Linked DNA regions of Mus musculus: all the other regions are linked to region 1. The links are chromatin loops, found by intact Hi-C in ENCODE. Cell type or tissue: left cerebral cortex. All regions are shown on one strand. Region 1 has its middle 21 kb from the start of Gm40913. Region 2 overlaps Fars2 (phenylalanine-tRNA synthetase 2 (mitochondrial)). Region 3 has its middle 63 kb from the start of Gm30549. Region 4 has its middle 21 kb from the start of Gm46409. Region 5 has its middle 88 kb from the start of Gm30549. Region 6 has its middle 34 kb from the start of Gm46409. Region 7 overlaps Fars2 (phenylalanine-tRNA synthetase 2 (mitochondrial)).

The links. Peaks named below come from ENCODE experiments on the same cell type or tissue, not always from the same donor. Only the 100,000 strongest peaks of a DNase experiment are listed, where the experiment ranks them.
Region 2: it touches region 1 in a loop (11-fold over the local background); 5 of 42 quality-filtered maps call a loop at or near these places.
Region 3: a loop joins it to region 1, with 7 times the contacts of the local background. A loop is called at or near these places in 4 of 42 quality-filtered maps.
Region 4: it touches region 1 in a loop (2.5-fold over the local background); 2 of 42 quality-filtered maps call a loop at or near these places.
Region 5: a loop joins it to region 1, with 13 times the contacts of the local background. A loop is called at or near these places in 3 of 42 quality-filtered maps.
Region 6: a loop joins it to region 1, with 4 times the contacts of the local background. A loop is called at or near these places in 5 of 42 quality-filtered maps.
Region 7: a loop joins it to region 1, with 8 times the contacts of the local background. A loop is called at or near these places in 2 of 42 quality-filtered maps.

What each region holds. Positions count from the first base shown.
Region 1 is chr13:37,310,836-37,314,835 of GRCm38, forward strand. No RefSeq gene overlaps it. Among named protein-coding and RNA genes, the nearest start is that of Gm40913, 21 kb to the right of the region's middle. RefSeq lists an enhancer at 131-2,975. In left cerebral cortex, a CTCF peak has its summit at 1,921 (motif pointing left); DNase peaks (open chromatin) are centred at 909, 1,584, 1,871 and 2,672; H3K4me3 peaks cover 495 bases; H3K27ac peaks cover 1,899 bases.
Region 2 is chr13:36,220,516-36,224,515 of GRCm38, forward strand. All of the region lies in intron 2 of Fars2 (phenylalanine-tRNA synthetase 2 (mitochondrial)), which reads left to right. It overlaps Gm40912 (a long non-coding RNA gene), which reads left to right. Exons shown (of 2, transcript XR_873236.2): 2 at 1-4,000. Among named protein-coding and RNA genes, the nearest start is that of Gm40912, 15 kb to the left of the region's middle. In left cerebral cortex, a CTCF peak has its summit at 1,560 (motif pointing right); a DNase peak (open chromatin) is centred at 1,584.
Region 3 is chr13:37,131,915-37,135,914 of GRCm38, forward strand. No RefSeq gene overlaps it. Among named protein-coding and RNA genes, the nearest start is that of Gm30549, 63 kb to the left of the region's middle. In left cerebral cortex, no CTCF peak of the experiment used is centred here; DNase peaks (open chromatin) are centred at 2,356, 2,838 and 3,429; H3K27ac peaks cover 2,024 bases.
Region 4 is chr13:36,590,065-36,594,064 of GRCm38, forward strand. No RefSeq gene overlaps it. Among named protein-coding and RNA genes, the nearest start is that of Gm46409, 21 kb to the right of the region's middle. In left cerebral cortex, no CTCF peak of the experiment used is centred here; a DNase peak (open chromatin) is centred at 2,014.
Region 5 is chr13:37,156,933-37,160,932 of GRCm38, forward strand. No RefSeq gene overlaps it. Among named protein-coding and RNA genes, the nearest start is that of Gm30549, 88 kb to the left of the region's middle. In left cerebral cortex, no CTCF peak of the experiment used is centred here; DNase peaks (open chromatin) are centred at 1,571, 2,022 and 2,390; H3K27ac peaks cover 2,588 bases.
Region 6 is chr13:36,576,859-36,580,858 of GRCm38, forward strand. No RefSeq gene overlaps it. Among named protein-coding and RNA genes, the nearest start is that of Gm46409, 34 kb to the right of the region's middle. In left cerebral cortex, a CTCF peak has its summit at 1,945; DNase peaks (open chromatin) are centred at 113, 1,867 and 2,527; H3K4me3 peaks cover 710 bases; H3K27ac peaks cover 2,587 bases.
Region 7 is chr13:36,501,994-36,505,993 of GRCm38, forward strand. All of the region lies in intron 6 of Fars2 (phenylalanine-tRNA synthetase 2 (mitochondrial)), which reads left to right. Among named protein-coding and RNA genes, the nearest start is that of Gm46409, 110 kb to the right of the region's middle. In left cerebral cortex, a CTCF peak has its summit at 2,238; DNase peaks (open chromatin) are centred at 820, 1,823, 2,093, 3,365 and 1 more place; H3K27ac peaks cover 2,745 bases.

The DNA.
Region 1 (4,000 bases):
TCACCAAAATTTAGAAATACCTGCATTACCTTTTTAAACAAACAAACAAACAAACAAAACTATTTCTAGAGACCATCTCCATACACAACAGTGTGCATGGTATGTAAGTGTGTATTTTTAACTTACATTTATGCAAAAACAATCCGTGTGACAAAAAAAAAAAAAAAAAACCTGGCACAGCCCTCCCCCACGCTCCCCCACCCTTTCCCACCCTCCCCATCCCCTCCCCCACTCAGGAACAAAAAGCCCCTCAGTGTTCTTATCTAATAGTGACTTCTCCTGATATATCTGTATCATATTTTCAAGAAAAGGCCGGTTTCTGACCTGTGATAGGCCTACCTATGTGTTGGGTAGATCCAGGTCCACACCTTGCACCTGTGTGCCTCTGGTCCCCTCGAGAGCGCAAAGTTAGACCCGCCCTCATTCTGCCCCTTCCTGTGCCCGGGTGTTGGAGTCCTTTCCTTTCAACTTATCCCTTCCCCATGTCTCTCCCTGAGCCCCGGTCTCACTCACAGCCCCACTAGCCCGGCCCTTGGCCCACATTAGACTCTTTCATCTCCATTTTGTGAGTTTATCCCCGCAGATCCCTGCAAACTCCTGGAGGTCAGAGCTGAGCACCTCTGTGTTCCTTTTTCCAGGCAGGTTGTCTACACATGCTATTAAACTAGACAGGCGCTCTTCCTCATCCCTCCTTTCCCACTCGCCCAATGCTCAGAAATCAAACAAAGCCAGAGGGACCAGGACACGCCCTGGAGGAGCAGGAGGGGACCTGGGACCAGCTTCTCCTGTCTATCAGTAATTAGAGCGGTGGGGGAGGGGCTGCCCTTGGCACAGACAGGTCCTTAAAGGCTGCTGCCCCAGAAACTGCCTTCAGATCGACAGCCAAGGGAATCGCGATGAAAAATTCATCAGCTTCTTACTTTCCGCGGCCCAGCTGCGCCTAGCAGATGACCTCGGCGGGGACAAGCCCGCTGTGAGACACCGTCTGGTCGCTTCGAGGGGGCCAGCCCAGGCCTGCCGGGGAGCACTGCACCGCTGGGCTTTGTGCGTGCGCCATGAGCACGCGCCTATGAGGCCTAGAAGTACCACCGAGGTTTGACTGCTGGGGACCAGAGACAGTCATCGGACCTTTTGGTGCAAGCTACTGGGAGCCAGAGTGTCACTCTCTAGCAGGCGCCTGCGGTCCATCTTGCCCATCATACACTGTCCTACACAAGGCGCGACCTACTAGTGGAAGCAATACCAATTGGGTGGGCACCTGGGATCGTGGAAGCCCTGTAAGCTATAAAACTTCTAACCCTGGAGACTGGTCATCCTAACTAGACCTTACTTTCATGCCACCACCTCCCACCTTTGCTGGCCCCAAGCTGCCTCCTGAAGTTCTGGATGGGGTAGGTTCTCTTGAGCTGGGGTGGCCTGGGAGGATGACAGAGATCCAGTTGGGGAAATGCTACTGAGTTGCAGGTTTCTGGAGGCCTCTCCAGCCCCTGCCATCTGGGCACTGCACAGACAGACGCTGCGTGGGTCCCTAGAGCTTGCCACCTCCGCGCCACACTGCCAGCCATGCCGCTGCGGCTGCAGAAAAGCCTCACGTCCGAGATTGCTGGACCGTGGGTGGGGGTAGGGAGCGCAAAGCGAGACTAGGCGCGGGAGGCGGGGGAGCGGGGGGCCACTCCTGGACTCTGAATTTTAAAGTTGTTTTCTTGCAATCACACTTTAATATGCACCGATGTCTGGTCTGCGGACCACGCAATGTAGTGAGATGCCATGTTGGCCTCTTTGGAATCCGCAGTAGGTTTTTTTGTGCTGTTCTGCTGGGGAATCAAATGTGGTGATTAGGGAAGTTTTATATTCAGGTCAGGCTTTCCCAGGACTAGAGAATGTACTACAACTTAGGCCAACATCGCCATCTGGTGGTATCATCGAGGGACTCGAGCAGGTGTGGGGAGACCAGAGGAATGATGTCATGGTCTGCAATTTTTTTCTTGAGGGGCGGGATGCTGGCTGGCTGCGGATCTAGTATTGCCTGATGCATTGTTTCTCGGATTTGGGGTTTTGCTGTTATTCACAGGTGAATCACCAAGTAAGCAAGGGTCCTTCCTAAAACTAATACCTTACATTTCACCCCATTGCAGAATTGAATTTAAACCTAAAAGACCCAATGGCTTTGACAGTCTTGAAGCAGGACTCCTTATGTGATCTTTCCTGGGTCCGTCTAAGTTGTTCACTTGACAGCCCCTCCCCGAGGTGTTTCTCCCTCCGGAATTCAACTGCAGAATCATCTGTGTGTTCAGAGCCCGCTTGCATTCTTCTGAGTTTCCATTCCTTCAAGACTAAGGAACAGGCTTCACACTGCCTATAAGCATAGGGTCCCATCTTCAGAGGCATCTCCCTGGCTCCCTTAGTCACTCCTCTGTTCTTTGCTTTACCAGATCTGGATAGAAAAGCCAGCTCCCTTGCTCCTCTGTACTTCTGTCCTCAGCATCCCTCAACACTTTGCCCCTCACCTTAGCTCTAGCCAACAACTGACAGCAAGCACCATTCTGCCTTGCCCCTCGTCCCACCCAAGGCTAAGAAGAAAGGGTGGCCTGAGGTCGCTGAGTGGGCTGGCTGCACATTGAAGGTTCAGGTGAGACCGCAGTGCCGCTTGATGGTGAGCCGGCGTTGATTCCTGCACTGCAGATCTTCTCAGTTTCTTCTCCTCTTTAGCTTTGTGTCTGTACAATACTTGGCTAGTTCAGAAGCAGATCCTCCCACTTTCCAGACACTCTTGCTCCTCAATGTTGCCTCTTCTACCTTAAAGTAGTTGTGTCACTGCCTGGCCTTTTATTCTCTCTTACTTCGGAGGAGGAAAAACAAGAAAACAAAAACACAAAACAAAACAAAACAAAAAAAACCTTTCATCTTTTGCAAACCCTGTGTATCTGCTTTTACCTGCAACACAAACTACTGCCTGCAAGTAAACAGGGGTGGGGAAGAAGAAGCCCCTAAGAAAATGTACAGAAAGAATGGCTACTAGCATTCTCAGAAGAATGGATAAAAATACTGAATGCATTTTATATATGTGTGTGTGTACAAGAATAAATATATATATGACTATATATGTGAATACATATTGTATACACAAGAAAGGGAATAGTAAGAAGACAGAAAGGGGATTTTTAAAAGTTTTAAATGCTAGTAACAATGAAAGATTGAAAAATGTAACATTTCACATAAGCTTCCCAGAAATTCCAATAAAAGGCAAAAAAAAAAAAAAAAGATTGACCAATTTTTATCCAAGAAAAGAGAAAAACAAGATGAGCTCCACAACTTGAGGGGATCGAGGCAAACTGATATCGATCAAATGGGATCCTTTGTCTTAAAAAGTCTTCCAGAAGGCTTGGCATGCCTGTGCATAAATCCTACTCTCAGCAAACCAAAAAAGAGGGTTAGCTCATTTAAGGCCAGCCTGGGCTCCAGAGCAAAACTCTCTCAACAATAAGTCTTTAATAATTCCAAAGGGACAACAGCAGAGCTTAAACCAAAGACAGGGCTCATGCGTTGAGCAAAGTTCCTTGGATAGTCTCATTTACAGCAGCTGGAGTTCACTATTCCATACAGGGGAAGTCTCCTTCATCAAATGGGGAAACATGTCTACTGAGTTAGCAACCAAGAAAACGGACGTTATTTCGAAGTGAAGGAGACTTAGCATGGGTCACTGAGTTGTTACAAGAAGAGAAAACAAATTGGGAAAAAGGTATTTCTAGAAATTGTAATCAAACACACACACCTCTGTAGCTGCCTTCAGGAGTCAATGCTTGTGGGAGGCCATTCCCTGTGCCTCTCCGCTGCTGTTCAGGAGCTCCAAGGGTCCATGATATCACTGAGCAGCAATTCCTGACACTTGCCTGGAAATGCCCTGCCAGAAACCTAATGGTGTATGTTTCCAAAGTTTAAAATCCTGTTAAGGCTGGAGAGATGGCTCAGTGGTTAAGAGAACTTGCTGTTCTCTCAGAGG
Region 2 (4,000 bases), 1.1 Mb before region 1:
ACGCTCTCGAGCCTGCCAGTGGAGGCTGTGATTTAAAGGAAGGGTGCCTTCTGTAAAGTCAAGGACAAGTGAAGGACTGAAGCCCATCTGCACCCGAGACAGGACTGGTGGTGGAAGGGGATGTAGGACTAGACACTGGGAGTCTATTGGATGACTTCTGTTCTCAAGGAAGAGAGAAAGACCAGTAATTTTTTTTTTCAAGAGAAGATTGAGGGTTGGTAATATTCTAAGGAGTGGAATGTGTTCAAGTGTAGAGTTTGTTAATTGGATAGAACAGTTAAAACTTTCAACTCTGAAACGTGCTTCTTGACTCAGCATGTGTTTGTTGATGGTGTAGTTCTAAATTAACCAAGTAACTAACAAGGATGGTGTAAAGCGTCTGCAGTGTTGAATGCATTGTGGTGATGGTCCTTGCTCTGGAGGTCTTGCTGGTGCTAAAGCTATTTGAAAATCATGGTTATGCATCTTCATTCACAGAAAGAGTTTGATGTGACTGTTGGGCATGTAGACTTCAGGTAAAGGAGTATATTGTCTCCATATTCATTACTGTAATAGCACTTTTATTATAGAATAGATTTAGGTTTGCAGAAACTCTGCCAATGCTAGAGAGATCTTCAGAATCCCAAAACCAGCTTTCCCTCTATTAAAAACAGTATATTAGCATGATATATTTGTCACAATTCAATAAGGTAGTAGTCAGGTTTTTATTACCATAACAAATTTCTAAAGTATATTAGTATTTGAAGAAAGGCTTATTTTAGTCTGTAGTCCCTTGGCTGTTGAATCTGGACTATGATGACACGGTACATCATGGTGGGAGCTTATAGTGCAGCAGGATGCTCACTTCATGGCATATGGGAAGCATAGAGAGACAGAGAGGTTGAGCGCTCACATTCTCCAAGAACACAGATTAACAACAGGGCTTCCTTTGCTACTTTTCAGGAGTGGCCACAGGCTGCATACCTGCTCTTCACAGACAAGATATTTTTGTTTTCTTTTTCTTTTTCTTTTCTTTATTTTAAATTTAAGACACTGTCTTGCTGTAGTTCCCAAGCAAGTGTCTGCCTGTTTGGCTCAGTTGAATCTTCTGCTTAAGCATTCATTGGCTATGATGACGGGAGTGTGCTACTGTGCCCATCCTGAACTCCTTTTTCTGCATTACTACCTGCATTCACTTTTGTTTCATTATTCCCAAGCCTTCTTGTTTTAGCTTCTTGGATTGCTGGCAGTGTAAGGAACAGGCGACTTCCAAATGCAGAGCTAAATCAGTGGCATGGGTTGTCTATCTCTCTGTTTCCTTGGGATTATCTTCTGAAGCACTGTTTCTTTCAGAAATTACCAACGGAGGGCAAAAAGTGCAGAAATAAAAAAATCAACTGGCATTATACTAAGCTTATGTGACCTTGGTGTCAGTTATATCTGGCTTTAATTTAAAAGGTATTATAAATACAATTTGCTAGATATTAATGTTTTGAAAGTAGAAATACATTATGGATGTATTTTTGATGACAAATTTTTCATCCTGGCCAGTGATGATGCTACTCACTACCCTCTACCTCTAGATGGCACTGGTCTCATGCTGGCCTACAATGTGTAAGCTACAGGATTTGGAATGAAAATATCTATGTGGCTGGCATTATGTGTATGTTCTGTTGTTGTCCACTCTCTACTTATTTCTCTCTTAGCAGAACACAGAACCTGGGAGCTCCAGTCATGTTAAATGAACGATATTCTGGATGAGTATTGGGAGATTTCTAAGGTGGATGGTGTTTGCATCCTGTAATCTGCATCAGACTCATTTTGGGCAAGCCATAATGGACTGTCTGCTCTCTTTAAGCCCTTTTTCACTTGTTGGTGGACAGTTGTTCAGAACAGTTCCTCTGTGTAGAACTCAGTTCTCTGACAACTGATTCCTTGGCCTAGGTTATTGTAAAATGTGAGAAGGAGGGTAAAAAAGAATCTGCTTATCATAGAGAAATATTTAGCTACTGTTTTATGTTTCATGGACCTGTTGGGATTTTACTCCCAAATACCTCAGTTATTATTGTCTGTCATACAGTCTCTCCTGGTTTTCTCAGATTGCCTAAGTCCTCTCATATTACTGAGAAAGTAACTATTTGTCTTGCTTGATTTGCCTGTGAATCTTTTACTCTGTGGCTCTTTTCTATTAGGTACTTTCTAAAGCAGTCATGTGATTAACTTAGACTTTAGATTAATTTAGGATGATCTGGAGAAATATGCCATGATATAGACAAAAGATGCTGCTAACTAGAATTGCATTTGTAGACTGTTATACAGTTTTTGAAGTCATTCTTGCCTCTTCTCCTTTCACTTCCCCACACCCTGTCCCCTTATTAAGTACTGACTGACAAAACCCAAGTTCATGGTTCTGCTCTCTGTTCTTTCATGCATTCAACTTCTGCACTTACCTGCTTTGCTTGGCTTCAGGTCACAGTCAGAGTTCCCAGTCACAATATGCATGATGCTCTGTTCCTTCCTCATGCCACTTTCCCTCACATTTGATACTATGCAGACCAAGAATACTTCATGCTTTGCCTGTAGTTCTGATCCTTCTAGCTCTATTACCTCAAACAGGGATTGCCTTAGAAGCTTCCATGTAGCCAAATTGCTGATATAATAGTGACTGCCAGTTTTACCAAAGGCTTGTAATTTTTAAATGCAGTTGAAATATTTTTAATTATTTTTTTTAATTAACTAATTTATTTTTTTTGCACTCCATGTGTTACAATGCAGAACTTTCGTACAGTTTAGAGATGTTGCTCTTGATTCACATTTTGTTTTCCAACCATAGTCGTGCTTCTGCTTCTGTCACAGTTTCTAGTCAAGCTCTTCCCTGGCTATTGTGTCTTCTCATTCCAAAATCATTGTTTGTTTGAAAGAGACTCTCCCTATGTAGCCCAGGCTACCTCAGTCTTATAATCCACCAGTTCCAGTCTCCTGATTGCTAGTTTAACACAATGCCTGCCGTTGTGTAGGCTATTTGTGAAGAGCTCACCAGAGCCTGTTTTCTCTGAGAGCCTGAGAAGACCGTCTTCTTTTTCCATCTTCTCCTACCCCACGATTCTGGCAGAAAAGTACGTTGTTTTTTGTTATCATCTTTGGGTTGATGCGCATTAGGTGTGTTGTGTAGATATGCTTGCAGAGTGCCCAAGAAGGGCTCTGACTTGTGAGTGTGTATCCACCTACACACCTTTTTTAGGGCTTGACTGACTATTTTCTTGGACACATCATCTTTCAGAGTTTCATACACTGTACAGAATGTCACAGACCTGTCAATTCCGTTTGAATGAATCTTCTGAACAGTTGACATATTTCAGAAGTGTTTCTAATTCCTTTCGATCTCTGTGTGTGATTTATTCAACTCTCAAATGTTTATTTTCTCATTTTCTTCTATTTTCCTTTCTGTCACTTTTCTTTCTTAGTTTAGGATGAAAGGGCTGAGATCACTGGAGTCAAACACAGAGGCCATAAAAGGGTTCCAGGATGTTCCAGTGCGATCCCGGAGGCTCTAGGTTGCTTGCACAAAGATGCTGTAGGGCACTGGCCTCTCATGTTGTACATTGCTTAAGAAGTTCACATGGTTTCCAACATAGGACATTTTCCTGTGAGTAGTGCTAGTGTAGAGTACGACTGTGTTCCGTTTGTGTGGGAAGCACTACTTGAATGGTCCCCAAACTGTCCACATTGGTGCAAGTTCACAAATGTTAGTCTACTCAAAAGGAAAGCTTAACTGGTTGTTGTTAAATTATGTCTGTGCTTACATGTGTGTATACATGCTTGCAGAGACTTAGGTCAGCCTATTTGGTGTTCTCCAGGAGCTGGTCACCCTATTTTAAGTCAGCATCCATTACTGCACTGGAATTCATCAGGCTGCCTAGCTAGAGAGTCCCAGGAATCTGCTTGTCTCCCCTTTCCTAGCACTGGTATTATAAGTGTACATCATTATATATGGATTTTTAAATGTTGTTTTGGGGCCTCA
Region 3 (4,000 bases), 180 kb before region 1:
TGGCCAGTGCTTCCCAGAGGCTCTCCATCTTGCACTGCATACATATCAGGGAATGCCTCCTGAAGGAGAGGATATTGAATACCATGAAGGACTTGCTACCTCTGTCCATCTCCACAGTGACAACAGTCTCAAAGGTCTCCCATTCTGATTCATATGTTGGTCACATTTTCCAACTCTCTTGAGCAATCCTCATTTGTATACACTGGCATACAATCTCAATATGATAAGCCCTCACTTGTTCTTCACCTCACTTCTAGATTCTAGTCCACTCTTATTGCATCCTCCATATGAATATTTTTATGCTTTTTACTCCATCTCTTCTCCTGTTATTTCTTCCCCCTATTTCAAATAAACTTTGGTTCTCACTACTAAAAATAAAACAACCCTTGCCAAGATGCCCACTGATTATCTCCTGGTCAAATCCTGTGGCAATTTCATTTACAAGGCAATGTCATTGCTGTTTGAAATTGTTCACTCTATTTGCTTATACCAAGGGGTTTCTTCTAGAACTCACAGAAATGAACCTGTCCATCTAAGGGTCAGAGGGAAATTCTGTTTCATAGGTTGGTCACATTTTCCATCTCTACTGAGAACCCCCCCCCTTTATATACATGTGTATACAATCTTTCTCCATATGTTAAACCCTCCCTTCTTCTTCACCACCTGAGATCAGTCCTCAAGCAAGGAGAGACAGGAGACAGTGCCTCACAGACTTGGTTTTTCCTTCCCTTCTGCTGAGGCAACTCTGAAGGTTCTTCAGAGACTCCAAGATGTCCCATGCAATCCCCTTGGAAACCATTCCATGAACACACCCTTGATGCATGTTCCATCTCTTTCTCTCTCACACTTCTTTGGCAATTTGCTCAACCCCTTAGAACCATCTTTCAAATAAGTTCTTGCAATCAGTGCCTTGTCTGGATATGTTGGCAGGTAGTAGAGGACAACACGTTAGTTGGTGGCAAAAATGGATGCAATTATCCTCTTACTTCATTGCCTTTGCCAACTTGACTTTGTAACTTCTCAGGTCAAAAAGGGAGACTATTTCTCCAACTCACTGATTTTAGTATGACCTTGTGAGTTGCTTTACTTTTGGAAATGCAATTTAAAAAGGTATTACAAGTTCTGAGCCAAGACCTAAATGATAACTCCATACTTCTGCCCACTCTCATGGGTCTTAGCCTCTGCTATGAGGGCTATGCTGTAAGCAAAATAATGAACAAACATGTGGGCTGGAGTAAGTCATTTCAGTCTATTGAGGTGGAAAGCTTAGCTGAGATCAGCAGAACTAACATCCAAATGACTGATTGCTGAACAAGTCCTAGCCAACATGGGTAGTGAGAAGGAACACCCAAGTAAAGTTCAGTACAGGTTGATGTTAAAATCCAGTAAGTTCTGATATGGTTGGTAACACAGCAAAAGCTAATTGTTATAGTTATCTAAAAATCAGGTGATAGCATAGACCAAAGAAAAAGATCTTTAGGATGAAATTCTAGAACTGACTAATCAGACCCCAGCAAGATACCATTTCTATATCTACATGAATACATTTCTAACTAGAATGCTGACCTCAGGTGAGCTGTGGGAGAGGTCTAGGTAAAAAGGGCTACATTCACTTCTAACATAGCTCCAGCACAAGGAACTTTCAGGCAATGATTATGGATGGTAGTAGTGGTAGAATCACGTGGCTATTATTAATGATCAGAGAAGCATTGAAAAATAAAATGTTAGCTATCAAACCTGAGATCTGCTGTGAAGCCTACAAAGTGTATTGAATAATGGGACATAATATTTTATTCCCCATGATAGATTTACAAGGTACCTACAATAAATTTGGGGCCATGGAATAGAAGAGGTAAGTCCTAATATGGGAATATTGGGCAGATATACTTCGAGACTCTTTCCTCCCAACTTTCCTTGAATATGCACAAGTGACTGCTTTCCTCTTGCTGGGGTGAGCAGCCTCTGATGATAAAGGGGCCATACAAATGGTCCATCTGAGGTCTACGCCTTTGGAGATAGTATCAAGATCTGCTCCTGCCTCTTCTCATTGTCTGCAGACCAATAGCTAAGATTAACTGTCTTCACAGCATAAGAGGGAAGCAAAGCCCTTCTCTAGGAAGAAAGGCATTATCCATACCAAGGCATTATCCATACCATTCCAGAAAATATTTAATAGCAGGAGCCAGAACATTTGCCTGGGAATGTCTATTGTCAATACTGAACCAGGACTCTTGATTTCAGGTTGTTCCCCTCAATGCAACAATGAGAAAATCAGTAGCTATCATCATAGTTCTTCCCCTAGAGGCTCGTGACTGTTCATCAGAGTAAATATAATCTAAGGAGAAGGAATTTCCTGATTATTTTTAACAGTTACTGCATATGGCTCTGAACTGACATGGAGGCCATAAAACCCCAAACGCCATCACAGTCTTTGTAAAACTGACATTTACAGGTGTTACCTATTGATAAATAGAGTCCAGCTTAAAACATCTCTTACTGAACTCTGTGGTTCCACTATATGCTCACTTCCTTGATTTTGATGTGCATAACTGGGACAGATGCATATAATATCTGGAAGACAACTTCATATTGGTCTCCTGAGGGAATAAAAACCATAACATGGCACACAAGACCAAGGGCAAGTCCTTGAAGCTATCCCACCCTTAACAAAGATAGATCAGAAGTGATACTGCATCCAAAAGAGAATATCTGAAATTAGAGCCACCCTCAAGGACTTAAAACATGCAGAGGTGGTGGATCTTATTATATCTCCATTTAATTCAACCATATGGCTTTTGTAAAAATAAGACAGATCATGGTTGCTGATAGGAGTTCACAAACTGAACCGTGGGATAGACCCAATTACAGTTGATATTATACTTCTGCTGGATTTAGAATGACGCCACCATAGTGTCTTGCTCTTGGGATGTGAATACTGATTGGCAAATGCATTCTTTTTCTGTGATTATCTGGAAAGGATCAAAGGCAGTTCATAATAACCAGATACACATAGCTTTGCACATTTCCTGTCTCAGCCTTTCCTTGTTGTCATTGTCGTAATATAGTCAAAATAAACTTTGATCATTTCAGCATCCTATATAAACTCATGACAGTTTGCTATATTGATAATATTGCATTAATCAGAGCTACAGAATAGGGAATGGTAGGTATTTTTAATGGGCTGGGGAGACACATACATACCAGAAAGTTAAAAAAAGAAGAAAAAACTACCAAAATGGTAAGTTTCTAGAACTGTGAAGTCTAGAGCACGCCAGGACACCCCCTCTGAGGTAAAAGGCAAGCTATTGCACTTTGCACATCCCACCTCCAAGAAAGAGGTGCAATGTCTGAGATACATCCTTGGAATCTGAAGACACTTTACATCATGCTTTGGAAAACCCATTCTGGTCCATTTATTGAATGATTCAGTCTGCTGCATGTTTTGAGTAAGCCCAGAGAAAGAAATAGCTTTGCAGTGTGAGCATCTCACTACTTGAGCCAAATGATCTAGCAGAAGCAATTGTGCTAGAACCATGGGTACATACCAGGAATAGAGGCACTGGGAAGAACCCAAGAGTGTGGGGGCAAAGCAATGCCACCTGCATCAGAGAACCATTTGCTACCCAGAAAGTGGCCCCTCGTTGGCTAGTAGGCATTAATACAGAGTAGTAGAGTGTGTTTCATAGACCATGAAAAGACTATCTGAAAGTAGCAACCTTCATGAACAGGGGATGATCAGAGACAACAAGTGACAAGTTTGTAATTCTTGGCAGCAACTCATCTTTCATAAAAAACTACACATTTGGAATTGAGACCACACAGGTCTGGGAAGTGTGAGTACATCATACAAATAGGTGTTCTGGACACCATTTTCTCATATCTCCATTGTAGCAGTTACAGAGATCATGAGCTTAAACTGTAGGTGGATTATAAGCCCTGGCTTTACTCAAAAGTTCTCAATTCTTATGCTGAAGGGAGGAAACCCTTCCAGAATAGAGCG
Region 4 (4,000 bases), 720 kb before region 1:
AGGAGTGTAAATAAGTCTTACAGAGGGTGGCAGAGGATCTCAGCAAGGCAAAGGGCTTGCTTTGGAGGGATAACTGCTGCAGTGGCTAAGGTGCTTTCCTTGTGCTGGCATGGTTCAAAGTCTCAAGGGTATTTTCTGCTAAACACTGTTGTGGTCCAGGTGAAAAAGGTCTGGGTTGACTGAGTAGTCTAAAGCCACCAAAGTGGTAGCTGCTGAGGGAGAAACACACCAAACAGGTATGTGTGACCACAGTGCAAACACAATAGACCACAAAGCTGGTGTGGCCCTCCCCCAGCCTAAAATGATGGGTGAGGCATTGTCGAGCGTAGCTCTGACCCTCAGAGCCTAGGTTGTATCTTTTGGAAGCAGAGGGAAGCCTTGGGGAGCTTGTTGTCCCTACTCCTGTGTCCCTGTTGGTAGTAAACTAAAGTCCAAGAGGTCTCATCGTTCCCTCCCCTCACTCTCCCTCCCTCTCATAAGGGGTTGCTGGCTTTTTGTCTGGCTGAACCCAGCAGCAGCTGGGAAGTGTGGTCTGCTTCTAAGCCCTGGCCTGCCTGTGACCTCCTTGCTTCTCTGTGGTCAGGTTGGGAGAACAGCAGAGAGTCTGGAAAGAAACGCCTTCAATGTCAAGACCAAGACATCAGTTATCTGGATTACTCTGCGTAATCGGGATTTACTTGGCAGCAAGATGCGGGAAGAATTCGTAGAGGTTTCCCTGTTACTAGGACCATGGCATTATGTATGATAGCTGAAGGTCAAAGAAACCCAAATGTCCATCAGCCGAGAGTGATCTGTCCACGCAATGTTATATTATTTAACCATAAAATGAAGAAACAACAGGGATAAAGCTTGAGGACATTTCACTCAGTGAAATAAGCTTGTCCCCAAGGACCAAGTATTGTATGATTGTATCCCACGAAATATCCGGAATAGGTACATTTAAAGGGATAGAAAGTCGTTAGGAGTTGCTAGGGGCTAGGGGAGAATTGATAGAGTAAGAACTGAAGGGCTGTTTTTTGAAGTGGTAAGAAACTGTCCTATATTGACCGTGAACATGTTTGCACATTTCTATAAATATCAGGAAACCCATTTGACTGGACACTTCAGAGGGTAAATCATGTGGTATAGGGTATATCTCAGTGATGTCATCAGAAAGAAGCAGCTGGGGGAGCTATCCTAAGCTAGTAGCCCACCTGTGGATGTTGAATAAAAATGGCACCCATAGTCTCATATATTTGAATGCTTAGTCACTATGGGACTGGAACTGTTTGATGGGATTAGAAAGATTAGTGGGTGTGGCCTAGTTGGAAGAAGTGTGTCATTGGGAGTGGGCTTTGAGGTTTCAAAATCCCATGATGGGCCCAGTCTCTCTCTGTGTGCCTGCAGATGGGATATAGATGGTGTTGGGCACATTCAGGGTTGACCTTTCCTCTTCAGCTAAATCTTTCTGGAAATGTTCTCATAGGTACTACCGGATGTGTGTTTCCAAGGAAATTTCAAATCCAGCCAAGGGGCTGGTGGGAGGCCTGTCAGAAAAGTGCTTGGCACACAAGTATGTGAGTCTGAGTTCAGATCTCTAGCACCCACACAAGAAGCTAGGTGGTATGGTGTAGTATAGGTAGATCCCAGCATCAGGGAAGCTGAGATAAGGGGATATTGGGGGTTTGTTATGGTCCAACCAATTGTCAAGCTCCAGATGTGGTGAGAGACCCTTGTCTCAAAAAATAAGGTGAAGAGCAATAGAGGAAGACACTGGCCTATGAGCCCATGTGCACGTACAGCTATGGACAACAGATATCGAAGTCTTAGTTCATGGGTGTTTCTGCCCAGAGTGCCTAGATAGCTTGCCCCAGACGAAGCTGCTTGATGCTTCATCAGTTAGGTTGACTCACTGGTCCCTTATCCCAGAACATGCCCTACTTTACAATTCCCACTTGGAAGCACTGTCCTAGTAGAGTCACCACAGGTGTGACGCACACAGCTCTGATGATGCCAGGCACATCTTGTCCCATTGTCTGGACATACCACGCAGTGGACTATTGTAGGCAGTTGGGACCACACTACGGGTGTCTAGGATTCTGATTCTGTTGTCTGGTGACTTATAATTGTCCCTGGTTTCATATTATCACAGATTGATCAATTACACCATCCCTCTTCCTTCCCAGATCGTTTATCACAATGCTGGAGCATCCTGCCAGGAGACAGAGCTGATAGAGACCTCACTATCGGTTGACATTTGTTCATTAATAGGCCCTGCTGGGTATGTTTGTTCAACCAGTTATGTGTGAATCACCCAACACTTCTGCTACTCAACCTACATTTTTTTCCATCTGTTTCTGGAAATATTCCTTTTGGTCCTTTAGCATATATATTATGTTCTGTTACAATAGCTGCTGCTGTTTACCTAACTGGGTCAGATGCCATGGCAGCAGGGGGTCGTGGCTTGTTCTTCTTCACTTGACTTCCTTTGAACACATGAGACACCTTTGCTGAACCTTTGGATGAGCCCCTGCAGCTGGCCACATAATTAATTTGCCTACTTTCTAATTTTTTTTCCTGTTCTGACTCTGCTGTATATTTTTGTTTGAAATGACATGTGAAGAAAATTAGATTTGCTTTGAATTCTTGTTTTGAGTGAATTCACTCTGTTTAATCTAATAGTTGGATTATAGGAATGTATATGAGGCAGGGAAGAACAGGAAAAAGCTTGCCTTAGGCTACCCTAGAATTGGGCTCTTGAGCTTTGAGAAGATAAACATCTCCCAGACACTAAACTTACTGAAGACTGTTGGTACTGACGGAGACAGTCTGTACTGTGTTAGGAAGAAGGACAATGCTTGGGAGAATACTCCAGTCAGAACCCCACTCCCCTCCTGGTGGGATGGGCATAGTGGTGAGGCTACCATGGAAACAGCATCAAGGCCCTTACAAAAGTAAAGAGAGAAGCACAGCATGGTCCAGCAATCTACTCTGGAGTATACACCCTAAGGAACTGACATCACTGTGTCGAAGCCTCTGTGCTGTCTCCAACCTCATAGTAACACTCTTGACAACAGCTCAGATTCAGAAAGAAACAGCAGAAGAATGGGTTAAGAAAATGTGTTATGCTTTTCACAGATAGCTCATTTGTAAAATGATTCCATTTCATTCAACCTTTGAAAAGGAGGAAACCAGGGGCTGGAAAGATGCCCCAGTGGTTAAGAGCACCTACTTGCTCTTGCAGAGAATCTACATTTGGTACCCAGCATCAATATTGGGTTGGCGAGGCTCACAACCACCTGTAACTCCAGTTCCAGGGGGACTTCACAGAAGTGAACATTGGGACGAGCAGGCACACATACATGCACATAAATAAGTAATGATTAAAATGAATAAAAAATAAAAAAGGAAGAAATAGCACATTGAGACAAGATGGATGAACCCGAGCAGAGTAGGCTGAGTGAGAAAAGCTGGACAAAGAAGAACAAGTATGGTGAGCACTGCAAGATCCCAGGTTCACGGGGTTCTGAGAACAGCCACAGAAGAGACAGTGGAATGGTGGTTTCTAGGGGCTGGGGGAAGGTAGCAGGAAGCTGTTGTGCAGTTAATGTGAGCTTGCAGTTATGCTGGGAAGACTGGTAATAAACATCTATCCCACAGCATTGAGCCTGGAATAAGTCATGCTGTATATATCACACTTTACATGTGTAATAAAGATCAATTTCACAGTAATTGATCTTACCACAGACATAAAACAAGGGAACAGAAGAGAGGCGCAGGAAGCTTTCCGGAAGTATTGTTTGCATTTTGATCACATCTATCCCCAACACGCCTCTCCCGCTTCTCCAAGACACCTCCTTGACATGTCACTTTCCACCTTAATGCCCTATTCTTTTGGGTGTGCTGGTGGTCACCCATTAGTACAGTCTGGAATACTGGGTGATCTTGTTGGCTTGATCTTATACAGATCTTGCGCAGGTAACCACAGATGTGGTGAGGTCGTGATCTCGATGACCATGTC
Region 5 (4,000 bases), 150 kb before region 1:
TGCTCACAGGCCAATCTGGTATAGATAATTCCCTCATTCAGACCCTCTTCTCAGCTGGGCATAGCTGTGCATGCCTAATGCCTATGATCACATTACCCAGGAGATAGAGGCACACAGTTCTCTGTGAATTTGAGGCCAACCAGAGCTACATAGTAAGATCTTGTCTAAAATAATAATAATAATAATAATAATAATAATAATAATAAATGGAAAAATAAACAAGACACTCCTCTTAAGTGATTATATCAAATTACAGTTTAAACAGCATAATCAGTCACTCAAACACCTAGCCCTAGAGACCTGGAAGTGGATGGTGTAATAGATATCACTCAAGATCTTGTCCCTGGCCTGTCCCAAGAGCAGGAGCTACAACAAGAATATATGATTTCTTCCCTTCACTTGGAATTAAGCCCTTATCCCTCTCACCAACAAGTAATTGTTCATTCCTAAATTTTGTCCCATGTTTTCTAGTGTTCAAAGCAGTTTTCCAAATGTGACCTTATGTAAGACTCATGACACATTTAGAGAACAAAAGCTACCACATCATCTCCATCTTCTCCAAGAAGAACTTGAAGCCTAGAAGAACTCTCTTTAGCTTGCTCAAAGAGGAGAGGGGTCACCGAACTGGAGCAGCAACGAAGGAGCATCAGTAGACACCATCCACAGAGGGCTTACGTCACACAAATGCCCAGCACTTTCCATAACTTACTTCCACTTGTTCAAAGAGACATTTTTGGCCCAGAATTCACCTCCATGTATTCCTTTTGCATCCTTCAGAGTAAGCATCGAGATGCATTTTATATACCGACCCTCAAGGAGTGTTAGTGGATTGACTGATTAGAGTAGATAATCGGTTGGCTGAGTGCTAATCTATTAAATCCTTAGGAAGAGACTGAAATTTAAAGAACTGTAGCTAAGCTGCAAAGAGAAAAGGGACGCATAAACCTTCACCTTCTGGTTGCTTTTCATCCAACGCTTGGATGAATCACCTGCTGCTCTGACAAGGGCAACTTAAAAGAAGGAAGCATTTGTGTGGGCTCACAGTTTGAGGACATAGTCCTCCTGACAAGCTGGGGGCTGGGGCCTGGGGGAGTCATGAGATGCACATCACCTCAGCAATCAGGAAGCATGTGATAAATGTGTCCCACTACTTCCTCTTCTTAGTCTGGGACCCCAGTTCATGGGATTACCGTGATCATAATCAGGGTAGAACTGTGGGAGATTTCCTATATATCAGCCCCCCCAAAAAAAGTCACAGGAAGAGGCCCTAGGTCACCACTCCAAAATACCTTAGAATTTGTCATTGGTGTCTCCTGCTCCCTAACAACACTCCACACTTCTGGTCAACTGATAGTGATAATGTGTTTCAGCTGACAAATGCCTCCAGATTGGGGTACAAGGCACATGGCAGTCTCCAGGCATGCACACACACATATACATAGACTGGGATCCTAAAGATGATGCTCTCTGGTTTTATTTAGTTGTTAATAAGATAGTCATTTACACCAGACAGGCAAGTAGGACTTCCTGGGTAGAAATGTTCTAGACATCCATCCTGTTTGAAGTGAAACAGCCCCAAGAGTCAACCAAGGTCTTTCACATAATGAGTCAGAACACAGGATTTTCTTCCCAAAGCTAGACTCCACAGACTCCAAGGACTAGAAACCTGGGACCTCCCAGCCCTGGTATTTAGCAATATGCCACCTCCAAAAGGAAGAGAGAGAGAGAGAGAGAGAGAGAGAGAGAGAGAGAGAGAGAGAGAGCAGAACAAACAACAAGAACACAACAAAAACCCCGGCCTTAGGAAAAGCAGACCTGTAGGTTTACTATGTATAGAGCTCTTTCAGAAAGTGGGAATGACAACCTTCTTGTAGCTACAGCTCAGCTGTGGCCCCATGGAGCATTCAAACTGAATGTGGGTGGTAGAACCCCAAAATGTTCTTTCCCAATTTATTCAAAATCTTCCACATGCTGGGTGGGAAAAAACCTGACTGCCTCCTGCAGGGCCAGTCTGGGGCCCCTCCAGCTCTGAGTTAGAAGACTCAGGACAGCGTTGCTTTTGAGAAGCTATGTATACTGGTGTCCACGTAACATTGCCAAACAGGCAACATATGCCTTAAAAATTCTGGCCTTTTACACACTGTAGAAAACAATCCTTCTGGATTTTTTGTTTCAAGCCAGTGACATCTTTGATGGGGCTGGATAATTGGAAAAGGGATTTAAATAGGTCTGGAGACCTTCCAGCCCTGTGGAATTTGCAAACAGTGTGAGGAATCCATAAGCAAACAGAATTTACAACGAAACTCTTCCCCTCTGGAATTAGTCAAGGATCCAATTTGAGGAGATTTTTAGTTTATTCTGAGGTAATGCCAGAAGGCCTTGAAAATAGGAACAAAGCAGAAACTGGAGTGTGGGGGCTGTGAGGTGGGCAGTGAGAGAGAGTCACTTTATACATTTAGAGAAAAAAATATGTAAAAGATTGGTGTTTGTCCACCCCCAGCAGTGACAAGGCACTTGGAAAGAAAATCTCTGATGCCACAGGGCTATGCCTCAGTCCCTCTAGGCACGTATGTCCTCCTGTGAATTCTGGGGATGTCTAGGATTTTATTTTATTTTATTTTATTTTATTTTATTTTATTTTATTTTATTTTAAAATGTGTCTCTAAGAGAGCAAGCAGCTAGACAGTGGGACTATTCCAAATTCAGAACTGATCATGCATGTGAGTGCATGTGCACCTGACACATTCATAAGATATCAATTCTATCTTAAGTCATTAGATAAGGTGATAGTTGTGGCTTCCGGTAAGCCGCCTGCTCTCCTCCAGAGAAGCCATTACTGGACGCAGTGTCAGGCACACCTGGACACACAGGGTTACAGTCACCTGGCTTTGTCTCAGGATGAACATCCTTTGTCCTAGCAAGTCAGGGAGATATTCAGTCTCTGTCTCATATTCACATCTACTTAAACAGCCTGGGAATGTAGAAAGTGGCTTTCCATCCAGCACTGCTGCCCATGAGAGATGACTACACTGAGAGCCTTGGAGAAGCCTCTAGAGGGACTTCTTTAATAAACCGTTCATTTTAAGTTTTGGAAGATGGTAACGGAATGCCTAGGTGCTCAACAACTTGTTTCTCCCCGTCATTATGTTATAATAGTGTGACACATTTGTCACACTTGGTGAACCAATAATGATATGTGGTTATCAACTAGTTTTTGTTGTTGTTGTTTACATAATGTTCTTTTCCCACTCTAGTGTTCCACACAGGACACCATAGGATGTCTGGTGACAGTGTCTTTTTAACCTCCTCTTCCCTGAAAGCAATTCTTGTAGCCTGGCTTTGACGACCTAGACAGCTCTGAGGAGCACTGGCTAAGTATTTGGTAGAGCACGCCTGCCTCCACCTGAGTCTCTCTGATATCTGTCCCATGGAATAATGGATGCTGTGGATTTTGGCGATGATGGTCACTATCTTAATCACTGGCAAACAGTAAGCATGAGTAGTATCAGTGTGACCTTTCAACCAAGATGTTGACATGCATCTATCACTCACATGATGCAGCACTTCACTAGGGTACCACTGTTTCCTTTTCCTATACTTCTCTTTGGAGAGTCATTTGAGACTAACACTTCAAGAGCTGTGCTCAGAACTTTTGGACTTAGCTGATGTGTGCTTTTCTCTGTTTACTCATTCCCGAGGTGCTGATGTTCTTTGGATGACATTCTATACATTGTGCTTTGTTGCCCACATTATTCCAGTTTTCACCATCAGGAGCTCTTTAAACTGGCTCCATTTTGTTCCCTTTCTACCAATAATGTGGCTTTACATATGTTTTTCTTCATTTGTCTCAGAATTATTATCTTGTGTTTCTTGAACCGCTCCTAGAATCAGCTATTCTCCCAGGGTGCCCAACTCTCTTATTGGATGATATCCTAGAAACAAATCCTTGAGTCCTAACTACTGAGTGCAGTTAGTTATAGACACTCTCTGCCTTGGGAAC
Region 6 (4,000 bases), 730 kb before region 1:
CACATTAGTCACTGGGTCCTGGGGTCTCAGCGAGCAGTATATGCAAAGATGAAGAGGGAGAGGGCTTCGTGCTGCACCATCTTTGAGTCATCCCTGGGTGTCAGCACTCCCACCCCACCCCTGAGCATGACTGTGTCATCTGCAGCCATCTGCCCAGCCTCTCAACAGTGGTGCCAGCTGTAGTAGCTAAGAGGACCTCCCCCAAAAGAGGATGCTACTGAGGCTGAAGAGGAGGGGCCTTTAACCATTTTAGCCCCTCCCCTACTGTTTTATAAGTAAAGAAACTAGGCCACAGCTGAGATGACTGGCCCAAGGTCACCCCAGTAAAAATAGGGGAGCTGGGACCAGAATGAAGGGCTCCTAATACCCAAAGGTACTGGGACCGCATCAAGGAATGCTCCTTCTCTTTCATCTTGTCTCTGCTTCATCTTGTCCTCTAGACTCTTCTCGCCATTCTAGCCCTGTGTGGCCCAGCCTCAAGGACACCCCTGCCCCACTCCCGTGCAAGCTGCATCTTCCTGCTTGGTTCTAAAGGTCTTGCTGACTTCTGGTTATATGGTACTGGCCTAAACAATGCTCCCTGAATGGTTGCAAGCAGAGTGTGGAAGCCACATCTGGGGTGGGGGTGGGGAGGTGGTGGAAGCTGCATCTGGGGTGTGAGTGTGGGCATAGGGGGGCACGGAGCAAGAACTGGCTGTAGCCAGGATGTATGCTGACCAAGGCTGAGGACACTCATTTCCTTCCCAAGAGACTGAGTTTGACTTTCAGAGCCCAGAGCAATGCCCTGGGATGAGAGGCATCCCCAGACCCCTCCCTGGGCAATGGCTACTTTAACAAGCCCACACTGCCTTGGCCTTTGTACTTCCAGCCTCGTCCTCACTGCTGTCAAGTCTCCTCTTTTACTTTGATCCTCTCAACAGACTGTCATTCCCTTTTTAAGAGATGTCACCATAGTTGGCATCACTTGAGTCCTCTACCAAGCACACTCGCTTATTTCTCTGTCTCTTGGTCCTCCCAGGGGTCACTTTGGGCAGAATTGTGTCCAGGACCTGTCATCTCTGGTTCTGAAAGCTTGGCTGGCTGGAATCTGACCACCTGAGCCAGAAACCTGGTGCAAAGAGGAGGATGGGAGGCACCGGTAATGGTTTAAAGGCCAACCTGCAGTTAAGTAGGGTTTGGGGAGTGGGTAAACAAACGGCAGCTTGGTTATGTCACAGTCAGGTTATGCTCTGACATAGGGGTGCCTGGGAAACCTGGTCTGAAGGCCTACACGGCTGAACTGAGAACTGAGGACTGCAGAGCCCAGTCCTTCCGAGAGCATTCTCTAGAGTGTGATCCATGGGACACTGGGTCTATGATACACTCTGGCAATAAACGGTTCAGAGATCAGCCAAGTTTGGCACTCACAGCTCCCTGCAAATCTGTGCGTCCCTCTTGCCAGTCTGTCCCAGTACCCTTGGCTCTGACCCATCAGGCAGTAAGAAACATGAACAACAACCACTCTATGTCTGCTGACCTTAAAGCCTGGCAGATACCTGGGCCTTGTCAGGCCAAGAAGGCTCTGTAGAGGTGTCTCCTTATGTCCCCAAGATCAGGGCTCAGGGACTCCCGGTTTTGCTTTGGATTTTGTCTCCTCTTATTTGAATTTCTGGAGAGAAAACAAACAAACCAAACCAAACAAACAAAAAAATACCTTCAAAACCAAAAACTAACTAGTTAGAGCCCAGAGAAGAGCTGGCCAATGAAAGGCAGAGTTGGAGCATTACAGCATCAGCGAGACCGCCCATTGGCCGGCCTGCCCTGAGGAGATGCGGCTTCCCGCCCCTCCACGCGGTGCGGAGTCCGTGCGGGCAGCTCTGTGTGCGCGCCCCAAGATGCCCGGCGCGCGCCCCTGGCCTCCAGCCGGGAGCTCTGGGTATTTGCGCGCGGCCCAGCGAGCCTTAGACAGCCGCAGGATGGCAGCGGAGTCCGCGCTCACCAGTGGAGGCTGCGGGGACGCGTGGCGCTGGGCTTCTCTGCATTGGGGAGGCGGCCTGCAGAGCCCAGGACTTCCAAGGACTGCAGAGCGGCAGGACTTGGTCCCTGCGCCCATCGTTGTGTTGTGGCTGGGTGCGTTTCCTGTCCGCTTTTTAGCGTTACTTTAACCACCATCTCTGAATTGTGCTGGGCATATTGTTTCTGGAATGAGGGCTGCATTCCCAGTTCCCTCGTTACTAGATAAGACTAACTTGGCAGCCAAGGGCTTTCTGGCAGATGTCTGCTATAATCCCAGCCTTCCAGAGGCTGAGTCAGGAGGACTGCTGTGGGTTCAAGACCAACAAAATGAGACCTTGTTACCGCCTCCCCCGCCCCCCCTCGCCAAATCACAACAAAAATAAAGTCAGGGAAAACGAGTGTGTGTGTGTGTGTGTGTGTGTGTGTGTGTGTGTCTGTTTGCCACAGGGAACTAGTTATGTTATTGTGGGGCTGGCACTTCTGAAATCTGTGTACTCAGCGAAGGGTTAATGGAACTACTCAGGAGTTGGCAGGCAGGGTTTCCCTGCATTTTTTAATGGTCCCAACTGACTGGACTAGGCCCACTCATTTACCCTGTGGAGGGAGAAACACTACAGAATTATCTTAATTGAACGTGAGGGAAACACCATAGCTGAATCATATTCCCTCTGACCCTCAGGATCCCAGAATGTGACTATTTCAACAAATCTGTCAGGAGACCTAGAGACACACAGCAGCACTGGGGTGTGTGGGGGGTGGGGTGGGGTGGGGTGGGATGGAATGGAATGGAATGGAGGTGGGGTGGTTAGGTGTGTTACATGGGCAGAGTCAGCTAGCTGATGGGAGAGGTCTCTGAGAAACCAACTGGCTCTGCTCTGGCCTCTTGACTTCTAGTCCTCTGCAAAGGAGGAAAATATTTCTGTTGTCTAAGCTGTACTAGCCAGTGGCACTCTGTATGGCCCTAGATACCCAGATACAATACTGACACAAGCTCAGTCATTGCCGTGGTGTTTGTGTCTAGACTGCATGACAGGAGCCGTTTATCCATCTTTGGCAACTGCATAGGTTTTCATGCTATGCCAAAGGGCTTAGGTTTGAGATCTATCCATGCTGGGGGACCATGCAAGCATGTGCATGTGCTTGTGTGTGTGTGTGTGTGTGTGTGTGTGTGTGTGTGTGTGTGTGTGAGACATAGACTGGCGGGGAAAACTGAGGTCTTAGTCTGTCTTCTTTCTCATTCATTTTGTTAGTTAGCATATAGAATAAGTCACCGTATGGCCTTTGCATCCAGGTGCATCATGTTTGCAGTGCTCTGACTCCTAACATAACAGCTGTCCCCTCATCAGAGCAGCTTTGACTGCTTACAGGAGACCCTCAAGATCCAGCCTGTTGACTATTGGCATTCTCTGTGGAAGAAAGGGTTAGAGATTCCAGTCTCTCCCTCCTGCACCTCCTAGTCATTTGTATGTAATTCTGCCTTAAATGTTTGCAGCCTTGTGGTCTTGGGGACCTTAGAACGTATACCCTGTGAACAGTTAGCTGAAAGGGTTTCATCTGTGATTCCATGTATGCAGCTATAAAGTCACCACCATGTCAAGGTGAGATTTTTCTAGGAGCATAGCTACCCTGGAGTTCTCCATACTCCTGAAATAACTCCTTATCAATGTTCTATAAGTAACATTCCAGGTTAGAGGATTATCCCCCAAGTAGGTGAAATTGTTGATATTCTATAAGAGGGCATATATGTGTGTGTGTAAATATACATATATGTATATATATGTATGTGTGCATATATATATATAATAGATCTGTGAGTAGTGACTGTGGTGCTTATGAAAACGGTCCTTTCAGATACCTAGTGTCCTAGTGTGGGCATTTATGCTATATATATTATCAAGCAGAGGGAGGAGAGACTTAGGAACAACTTCGATATATATATACCTGCTTATGAAAGAAACTGTGTTTGTCTGAGGTTAGGCTCTTCTTGAAATCTAGTTTCATCACC
Region 7 (4,000 bases), 810 kb before region 1:
GATGTACACAAGGTCATAGAGCTAGTTAGTTATGAAACTGTGATATTTCAAACCATTTGGATTTATCAACTGCCATTTCTAGGTGTTTCTCCCATGATCCTCCACCTGATATGGGGTGATCACCAAATTCTTTGAGTAGATTATACCAAGGGATACATGAGAAGTTCAGTAGTAAATGCATATGGCTCCATCAATTCCGTGGCACAGGCAGGACCATCAGGCTGTGACTGGTAGCACATGTACACTCCTAGCCCTGTTCTCCCAGGAGCAGTTATTCATTGATACTACAGGTTGAAAGGCCCTTATTTCAAGTGCTTGATATGGGAAATATTTCATATCTAGGATATTTTTAAAGTTAGGACCATTTGCTAATGGATATTTGGAGGATGGGTATGACTGAAGTCATAGTAGTTCTACATCTTACCCATATAGCCTGAAGAATATTTTATGTATTTTGTTTGTATTTTTGAGAAAGAACATCTTTGCCTCCCACTGGCTTTAACTCCAGATCATTCTTCCTCAGACATCCTAGTACTGGTTTTACCAAGATGTACTACCACATTCAGCATACAGTATTGTGTGTGCATTTGTGTCTGTTGTGTAGAGGTGTGTATGTGCGTGTGTATGGAAGCCAGAGTTCAATGGTGGATATCTTCATCAGTAACTCTCCACGTTACTTTTTGAGGCAGGGTCTCTTAACTGAATTTGGGACTCATCAATTTGATTAAACTGGTTGGCTAAGGAGTCTCCAAACTCCTCGTGCCTTAGCTTCCCCAGGACTGAAATTACAAGCAAGTATCGCTCCCACACTTGTTTTCTAGGCAGGTGCTAGAAATCCAGATTCAGGCCTGCAAGCTCTCCTGGCATCTGCTTTACCAACTGGTCCATCTTTCCTGATTCCTGTGTTCTTAGTCATTATGTGTATGAAACAAAGTCTTTACATTGAATCATCAGATTTATGGCATTATGTCACTATCAAATGTTTCAGATTTTATAGCATTTTAGAATTTGGTTTTTGGATTAAGTGTGTTCAACCTAGTTTAACAGTGTAAAATCTGGAAATGCTGTTGTATAACTCCAAATCTTTTCACTATCAGTAACTATAATCAGTAGTAGTGGTAAGTTTCAAATACAGAAGCAGCATCCTCTACCCCAGGCTATACAGTAGTACCATTTGTACCTGCACTGTCGATGTCCTGATAGCTGTTGAGAATCTTTTGGTAGGAAACTATTCTCAGGAAGACTTGAAAGCCATCTTGAACCACTGGGAAAAGGGAATGTGGCTAGTTACCTGTCACTATGGGAAGGTGTTGTTGGGAAATGCCCAGCACACCCTGATCCTTCAAGCCTTCATAGCCAAGAACTGGTATATATTTCATCTGGGTGAGCTAGTTCTGCCTCTGGTCTTAGAAAGCCAGTTAATCTGTCAGCATGGGCAGAAAGGTACCTGACAGCTCACCTGGGGCCAGAGAAGCCAGTTCCAATTTCTCACACTCACAGTGCAGGAAAAGCTTAGCTCGTCACCATGAGCTCTCACAGAGCAGGTAGCCACTGGCTTCCTAAAGGAGCCACCAAAGAGAGAGCACAATGCAGAAGCCACCCAGCTTGAGGGTCTTTTCTGCCCTGTTGTGCTGTCCACACAGCAGCCCTAGTGCAATGTGGGAGAGATGGCACAAAGCAGGAATCCCAAGAGGTGGAGATCTTCAGGAACTCCCGGGAGGGAGGCATTCTCATCTCAGCAAAGCTGTCCTAGCCCTCACCCTCCTCCCACTGCTTCTCTTCCTCCTCTTCTCAACCTGTTGCCTCTGGAAAGAATCACCCAGCAGGCTCTAATGCCTGTGAGAGGGTTCAGTCCTTCTCCGGGGTCATCTGCACTGTTTCGTGTGTAGAGTCATGAGTGACAATCTCAACTAATAATATTAACTTTAAAATAAAAGCTGGAGATACAAGTGTTCCTTTTAACCTTGAGGGATCTTTTTCTGTTGCCTGTCCCCTCACTGTTTACCATAGAAGTGGCTACAGATCTTTAAATAGACCAGCAGAATTCAGCGCTCTTTTAAATGTAAAACCATCCTAGGTGCTAGAACACTTCTTTTTTTAATCCAGAAGGACGAGTTATCTAAGAAGCTGAATACTAGCAAGCTAGTGTGTGTTAGCTGCTTGAGAAACTGTACCCCACAGCCCACGTCTCTTAGCTGTCCCTCCACCCCATTCACAAGGGAGTCTCCACCTGCCTGCCTGTCCTCGGTACTGACTTCGAGGACGATAGGTGAAGACAGTGACTTAAACATACTCTGTCGCCACACACTCATCTGCCAGGAAAGGAATGAAATGAAACATCATCCTATCCAGGCATCAGCAACATAGTTGAGGGGGCATAAAGGGAGTCCACATGATTGCTTCCCACAGAGGCAAACCAACGCAGCCAAGACCTCATATAAACTCAGAACATCATGCCAAGCATTCCTAAAGGGCAATAGGGAACAAATGAGAAAGTATCTTCAAACGTCACATTACACAGGGATGCAAGGGAGCCCACCTGTTTCCCTTTTGGAGTAGGTTAAATCAGGATATTATCAGTTGACTGACTTAACTTCATCCATCTCTTCCTTTCCTTCATCCTAGATGTAGTCTGGAGACTCAGTTTTGGCTAAGGAGAATGAGCAGAACTTTCTGTAAGATTCCTAGGGCAGTGGCTCTCAACTTGTAGGTCGTGGCCCATTTGGGGTCAAATAATCCTTTCACAGGGATCACCTAAGATCATCCTTCATGTCAGAAATTTATCTTATTATTCTTTACAGTAGCAAAATTACAGATATGACATGGCAACAACAGTAATTTTATGGTTGGAGAAACATGCGGTTCCCCCACCATTACCCATATCAGAAGTCACAGCATTAGTAAGGTTGGGAGCCCCAGCCCTAGAGGCTTTTGACCTGTCTGGCCCCTGTGACCTTTTCCGTGCAGCCCCATCTCTTATCTGTGCAGTGCTGATTTGTGGCTCTGTGGCCTTCTGTCACACAATGGGGACCATACGTGCATGATCAGAACTACTGAAGGGAAAGAGGAAAGCACCTAGATCCCCCATCACAACATGAACATCTTTGGTCTGTACACCTCCAGGCTGTTTGTTTTGTGTTGTTTGTTTGTTTGTTTGTTTGTTTTGTTTATCTGGGTTTAAGCTGGGTCAGTTTTGATTCTGTATTGTTTGAACTGATGAGAAATGGCTCGGCGTGCCAAGGCTGTTGTAGAACTGGGGTTTCATGCTACTGAAAGCCATCAAAGTGGGATCCTGAGCAGTGCAGGAGCTCTGAGCTTACATATTGCAGTCTATAGTGAGGTCAGTGAACGAGAGTCAAAACACTACCAAAGATGAATGGCAGACACACGAGTGAATGCTGATTGTGTCAAAGTAGCCAAGAGAGCAGAGGTTGTTTTCCAGTTTTCCAGATACACAGCTATCTACATGATTAAAGGGGTGCTTTTATCAGCAGAAACCTCAAACTTTTATACAAGTTTAAAGTAATTTTTTTATCATTATTTCTGCAAAATGTTTTTATTAAAGGAAACACCATATGGTAACAGCAAGAAGAGCTGGTTACAAGTCACGAAGCTAGTCAGATTCCTTTCCAACAGTTAGATCCAAAATACTTATCACAGACCCTACATTTAGAAGAAAAAAGTCAAAGCTTCAGGGATCCCAAAAGAAAACTTCCATGAACAATTGGTACATTGTTGTTTTCATGTCCTAGATGCAAAACGAAAGCGTATAAGATGAGAAGTTAAGTTCAAAGTATTTAACAACCAATGGCTCCTGGCCCTGATTCTCCACAGCATACATGTTGGGCACCAAGGCGTTCCATCAGATGGTTACTCCCACCCTCCTTCTCTCATTGTACCGAGTCTGTACCCACTACTACTTTCTATCTCTGTAACTGTTGTCTTATGTGCATGTCATCGTACCCCATGTGACTCTCCCAGTGGGTTTTCTACACTGCAT